Linked DNA regions of Homo sapiens: region 2 is linked to region 1. A link is an interaction called in ENCODE POLR2A ChIA-PET data of the cell type or tissue named here. Cell type or tissue: A673. All regions are shown on one strand. Each heading gives the region's core, and the rest is flanking DNA. Links, peaks and the distances in the headings are about the cores only.

The links. ChIA-PET counts read pairs that join two places held together with the same protein. Peaks named below come from ENCODE experiments on the same cell type or tissue, not always from the same donor. Only the 100,000 strongest peaks of a DNase experiment are listed, where the experiment ranks them.
Region 2: POLR2A ChIA-PET joins it to region 1 with 5 read pairs; 2 of 35 experiments call an interaction of 5 or more read pairs at or near these places.

What each region holds. Positions count from the first base shown.
Region 1 is chr17:64,945,699-64,949,048 of GRCh38, forward strand. The region is part of intron 2 of LOC107985000 (a long non-coding RNA gene); the gene reads right to left. Among named protein-coding and RNA genes, the nearest start is that of LRRC37A3, 28 kb to the left of the region's middle. In A673, for the core only: no CTCF peak of the experiment used is centred there; a DNase peak (open chromatin) is centred at 1,673.
Region 2 is chr17:65,363,327-65,366,676 of GRCh38, forward strand. No RefSeq gene overlaps it. Among named protein-coding and RNA genes, the nearest start is that of LINC02563, 93 kb to the right of the region's middle. RefSeq lists an enhancer at 1-425. In A673, for the core only: no CTCF peak of the experiment used is centred there; a DNase peak (open chromatin) is centred at 2,085; H3K4me3 peaks cover 409 bases; H3K27ac peaks cover 1,861 bases.

The DNA.
Region 1 (3,350 bases), core at 519-3,018:
AGAATCACTTGAACCCAGGAGGCGAAGTTTGCAGTGAGTCAAGATCGTGCCACTGCACTCCAGCATGGGCAACAGAGTGAGACTCTGTCTCAAAAAAAAAAAAAAAAGAAAAAGAAAACCAGAGTGTACAATACTCAAATATAACTCTGTGATTTCAGACTAAAAAATTGTGTAGCACTTATTTTCAAATATGTCTGTCAGAAGAGAATGATAATACTTTGAACTTCTTTTAAGATTAAGAACATCCCCACATCTTGTACTCTTCTCATTATCAAACATTTATTCAATACCTTATATATGCTGTAAAATAGGGCTGTAAATTTGAATCAATCACAGGCTTTGCTGTCAAGAACTTTGCAAATCAGTAGGAGAAGTAAAGGAAGGGGATTTTTGCAGAAGTGAAGGAAAAGAAGAGAGACTTTATTCTAGAGAAGATATAATATATGAGTGATGGCAGAGAAAATATGAATGTATATGGCCTGTTCATAATACACTCACTAACACTAGTTGATTAGAGCAAATGATTGGTTAAGAAAATATTGAAAAATGCTTATAAAAGTAGATAGACATCAATTACATAAACACCTGAATGCCATAAAAAGGATACCGGATTTGACTGTATTCACAAAATGGTGGAAATAAAATTAAATGAGAAGTTGTTATGCCAAACAATAGCAAAAGTACCCAAAGCTAAAATTAATTAAATGCTTACCAAGTATTTTACATTAATTGGTTCATTTCATCTTAAGAAAAACACATGAAAAATGCTACTCAATTCTCTTTCCCCTTAAATTCATCCTCTTGACAGTGTTCCATTTACTGGTTTCCTCATTTATATTAGTGAATTTCATTTTTAAACAATTACCAAATTATAGTGAAGTCAGGACCACTTTACAAGAAATTGATCTTTATGCCTAATTATACATAATTGATTTTAGTTAAATGTCCCAAATTACTGTTTCTACTTGAAAGGGCCCTGTTTAGAATCACTGAAGAGTTGCTTGTTTCACTGGAAACACAGAAAAGTTCTGAAAATTAAACAGAAAGAGAGAGAAAGCCACATTGACATTTGCTGTTCTGTGTCGGTGGTGTAGCTTTTTTTCAGATGAACTCTCTCACTGAAAACTACAAAAGTTCTGTATAAAAACACACAGAAATCTGCACAAAGTCCTTTAAGAACGAACAAAACCAGGCAGAAATAGAATGCATGAGTAAACTCAAAAACTTATCCAAAGAAATTATCTAATCTGAAGAATAGTGAGAGGACCACAAATGGTTGAACTAAAATGAACAGAGCCTCAGTGACCAGTAGGAGAATTCTGAGTCTACCATATGTGTAACTGTAGAAGGAAGGGATAGAGATATTTTGGCAAATAACTCCTTGGCAAATATTTGGCAAATATCAAAAGAGGCTGAATTAAAATTCTGGTAGAATTTTTAAAATAAATTGACAGGTGAATTCTAAGATTTATATGTATATGCAAAGGATCTAGAATAGTCAGAACAATTTTGATAAAGACTAAGAAACTGGAGGATTTGTTTCATAGAACCTCAAGTTTTAATATAAATATACACTATCAAGAGACACTGGTATTGGCCAAGGAAAGAAAAACAGACCAATAGCATAGAATAGAGATTACAGAACTAGACATACACACATATGTGTTTAATTTATTTTTGATAAGATGCCAAGCAAATCTATGGGTAAAAGAAAGAGTTGCCACATGGTGCTGAACTGTATTTCCATATATTAAAAAAAATAAACCAACCTTCCATGAAATGCAAAAATTAACTGAGTGGATAATAAACCTTAACAGAGGGCTAAATAACTGTATGTATTCTAGAAGAACACATTGAAGAAATTACTTGTGACTTTGGAAAATGCAAATGTTTCCTAAAGAAGGCACAACACCTACAAAATGTGTTTTAAAACGATAAATTGATTTTATTAACATTGAAAACTTTTGCTTATCAAAATACATGAAAAAAAAATAAAAAGGTGGCCGGGCACAGTGGCTCACACCTGTAATCCCAGCACTTTGGGAGGCTGAGGCGGGCAGATCATGAGGTCAGGAGACCAAGACCATCCTGGCCAACATGACGAAACCCCGTCTCTACTAAAAAGACAAGAAAAAAAAATTAGCTGGGCGTGGTGGCGCGTGCCTGTAGTCCCAGCTACTCGGGAGGCTGAGGTAGGAGAATTGCTTGAACCCAGGAGGTGGAGGTCACAGTAAGCCGAGATCGTGCCACTGCACTCCAGCCTGGCGACAGAGTAAGACTCTGTCTCTAAATAAATAAATAAATAAATATCAAAAAAATAAAGAGCCAGAGACAGAAAAAAAATTATTTGTACTATATGCATACCTGACAAGTGACTTCTATCTAGGACATACACAGTTTGACAGATTAATTTTCCAACTTCTATCAGAATTGAGTCTCAAAATAGGATTAAAGTTCAATTATTAAACATGAAGAAAGTTATATCTGATTTAGCTCCTGCCTGCTTTTCTTTCCATGAACCAAATTCTATTCTTCATAAATTCTACCCACTGGTGAGTGTTATGCAAATGGAGAAATATGTACTTTACATTGGAAAATAATCTGTCTACCTCTGATTTAAACTGCTAACTATTTTAAATGTCTTACACTATTCTCTGCTAGTCAGATTGGATCTCTTGTTATCTGTCCAAAATGGTAACTGAAGTTACTGAACTGTAAAATTACTATGCTATACATTATTAGTTCATGACACATTTTCAAATATGAATGTGACGTAGAAACAGGTGATTGTCAGTTTAACTCTATCTCTAACCCCCTGCCATGTAGAGAATTGAACTAGCCCTCACTCTCATAAGTGGAATTTTAAAAAATAATGTGAGTTGGCCGGGCGCGGTGGCTCACTCCTGTAATCCCAGCACTTTGGGAGGCCGAGGCGGGCGGATCACGAGGTCAGGAGATCGAGACCACGGTGAAACCCCGTCTCTACTAAAAATACAAAAAATTAGCCGGGCGCAGCGGCGGGCGCCTGTAGTCCCAGCTACTCGGGAGGCTGAGGCAGGAGAATGGCGTGAACCCGGAAGGCGGAGCTTGCAGTGAGCGGAGATCGCGCCACAGCAGTCCCGCCTGGGCGACAGAACGAGACTCCGTCTCAAAAAAAAAAAAAAAAAAAAAAAAAATGTGAGTTACATGAGCTGATAAGCACACATGTATAGTCAACGTTAAGGCTTAGTATTTATGAAATTTGGAATGATGATTTATGGCAAATGTTTAACACATTTAATAATGTAAATACTTTTTAAGGCATTGAATAGGTAGGAGTTCATATAAGTTTACTCTGGGTTGGTTGTTTA
Region 2 (3,350 bases), core at 575-3,074, 420 kb after region 1:
AACATCTGCCTCTTGGGCTTAGACGATCCTCCCACCTTGGCCTCCTGAGTAGCTGGGACTATGGGTGCGTGCCACCACGCCTGGCTAATTTTTCTATTCTTAGCAGAGATGAGGTTTCACCATATTCCCCAGGCTGGTCTTGAACTTCTGAACTCAAGCAATCCTCCCTCCTTGGGCTTCCAAAGTGCTGAGATTACAGGCGTGAACCACCTCGTCCAGTCAGACTTTATCCTTTTTTTTTCTTTTCATTTTAATCCAAATCCTGCACAAGACTTTCTTCTTTAGAGTGGTTTTAGATTTACAAAAAATAAGTGAAAATAACAGAGTTTCCATATTACACCACCACCAAATTTCTCCTATTATTAACATCTTGTTAATAACTCATTAGTGTGGTAGATTTGGTACAATTGATAAGACAATACTGATACACTATTGTTAACTAAAGTCTATAGCTTCCATGAGGGTTTCCTTTTTGTGTTGTATATTTCATGAGTTTTGACAAACATACGATGATATGTATCCATGACAATATCATAGAGAAGAGTCTTACTGCCTTAAAAATGCCCTGTGCTCCACCTATTCACCCTCCTCCCTCTCCCCCACCACCCCGGCAACCACTCACCTTTTTATTGCCCCTATAGTTTTGCCTTTTTCCAGATGTCATACAGTTGGATTTTTACAGTACATGGCCTTTTCCGATTGGCTTCTTTCACTTAGCAATATGCATTTCAGTTCTTTCCACATCCTTTTGTGGCTTGTTAGCTCATTTCTTTTTAGTACTGACCCTTTCATCTTTTGATATGGGGCTGAAGGTTCTGCAGGTTGGGCCAGGATCTTCATGGGAGACCCTCCAGTGTCTGGCAGTGCAGTCTCAGAACAGCTGCACACAGCAGAGCCTGCCTCCATCAGCTGAGATGTGCCAACATGTGAGGGACAGAAACAGAAGAAACGGGCCCAGGCTGTTGCTAAAGCCCAAACAAAATGGGTAGAAAGAGCTCCAGGGAGAGCTTTTGAGATAGGTTCTTGGCATCCTCCCTGCAAGTGATGCAGAAGCCATCACCTGAATAGAGGATGATGACTTGTGACAAGGGGACCCCTCAGCACCTCCATGGTCCGTCCTGCTCCCTTCCCCCTAACTGGGGAAAGAGAATTCTGGGAGGAGAAAACCCAACTTCCAACCCACATTAAATCACTGTCATCAGGGTCTGAGCTCACCCGCCCATGAGCCATAACAGCTGCCCAGAAACTGGCCGGGAAAAGAGCAGATTGGCTGTCTCCCAGCCCCTCCTCTGGTAGGTGGTTTTCCAGAGGAACCAGACAGTGTCCTGAACACCCCCCAGCATAGGCAGAGTCAGCTTGATCTCATCTGTCTAACTCCCTCCCGGGCCAGGACAAAAGTGTCACTCTGTGCCTGACACCGAGGCCTGATTTGCTCTCACCCCTGCTGTCCCCGTCAATGACTCCCAACTTTCGAGGCCTCATTCCTACCTTTAGTCTTTGGCTGCCATTATTTATCACTGCAAAGTGAACAGAGGAACATGATTTTCACTCAAGGACACCACCTTTCAGGAGGAACTTATCCAAAGTTTTGCAAAACTTGGGCAGAATCAAGGTCTCACCTCCTTCATCTTGGTGGACTCGAGAAGGTCTGGGCTCAAAGAATTTCTGCACAATCAACCAAAGGTGGGGTATAGAGGCAGGAGGAAAACAGAAGACACAGACTGCCCCCAAAAGAAGAAAAGGTCCTTTAAACACCATCTGATAGCTCCTCCGCACAGGGTTTGGTGGAGCTGTTTTTAAAGTCTACATTTAACAATCTGGTGTACCCCAGGCCTGTGTATCTCAGTCTTAATGCCTCTGAAGCAAAAACTACAAAGGTCTCTGATGTTTCTTCTTTCAGACTTTTTTTTTTCCACGATATGAACTTTTTTTAAGGCTCCCGCTTCCCGGTGAACTCGCCTCCATCTCTTTCTCTTGCTGAAGCTGCAGATGTACATTGTGGTAGTGTGAAAAAAGCTAATTAAACTGCAGCGGCTCGGCGGGAGGCACGGAAGGCCCCGCGGAGCACATGGGATGATTGATTTGCACTGTCACACGGCTCTGCTGGGTGTCATAACTTAGTGACAAATCAAGGATTACAGTGGCCCAGAGTAACTCTCTTCCTTTGTTGTTCCATAGACATCAAAGCAGCCAAGGATATTAGTGTTTTTAATAAGTAGCTAAGTCAGGAGTAGCTTACAGTTTGAAATTACTCTATGTACAATTGAAGGTGTTGGGGGAACAGGGGTAAGGAAAACAACAGCTCAAGTGTTATTAGTTAGATTTAAAAAAATTTAATAAAATAAAACAAAACAAAATAAAATGCAGCCCATGCACCAGGAGCAAGTTCTTTGTAGGGGTTGTTGGAGATTTTTGCATTATTTGTGTAAGCCACGTGGAGGCCTGCTGTGGTGAGGCATACCCTCTGGAAATTAGGTTTTCTAGGGACAGGAAAAAAATGACTATCAAAGCCACAGGTCTGGGGGGCTTCATAAGCAAATGGCTTCATCTTAATCAGCACAGAAGGAAGCTGGGAGGGTCACAGTGATGTGTTTGAGGACGAATATCCTGTTCCCCAACAATTAGGATCATAAAATGATTGGGGCAACTCACCTTATCTTGAAAGTACACAGATCCCTGAAGACAGCTGCAGCCAAGGTTTGTTTTTCTTGGGATATTTACCTTCCACCACAGAAGAGAGGCCTGAAAATCAGAGCAAGGTGGGAATCTGAAATTCATTCCTGCCTACTATGCAATTATCATCACTGTGTTGCTAATGGTTTCTCCCTGGATGGGCTCGAGTCGCTCTGGAAGATGCTGCTGGGGCCAGGGCCGTGATGAGATGTTGGAATGGATGGCCACCTCGCTCAGTGGGTGCCCATTTCTCCTTAGTGATTTTAAGCTCGGTTAGCCCTGGACATGGAGAAATACCACCATAATCCCAAGATGCACCCTGAGATGCACACGTTTCCATCGACTGTGGCGCAACCCAGCCCTCTTGGACCCTACCCAGTTGGGAGAGGAGCAAAGGTGACTCAGGACAAGTCTGTCAACCTCCCTGGGCCTCGGTTTCTTCATTCTGCATAATTGGAGATCATCCCTTCTTCCTCACTCACTAGGTTATGAAAATCTAATTAAACAACGCCGGTGGAAATATTTCACAAATTCCTAAGCATTATGCAAATCAATCAGAAAATGGAAGCACAGGATGAAGTCATTTCCCACGCCCACGCTTCGCTGGTGTGGGTGGAGGAAGCCTGTCATGGAATCACCACTGTGGGCACCCATGACAGATTTGAATCTCCAGCAGT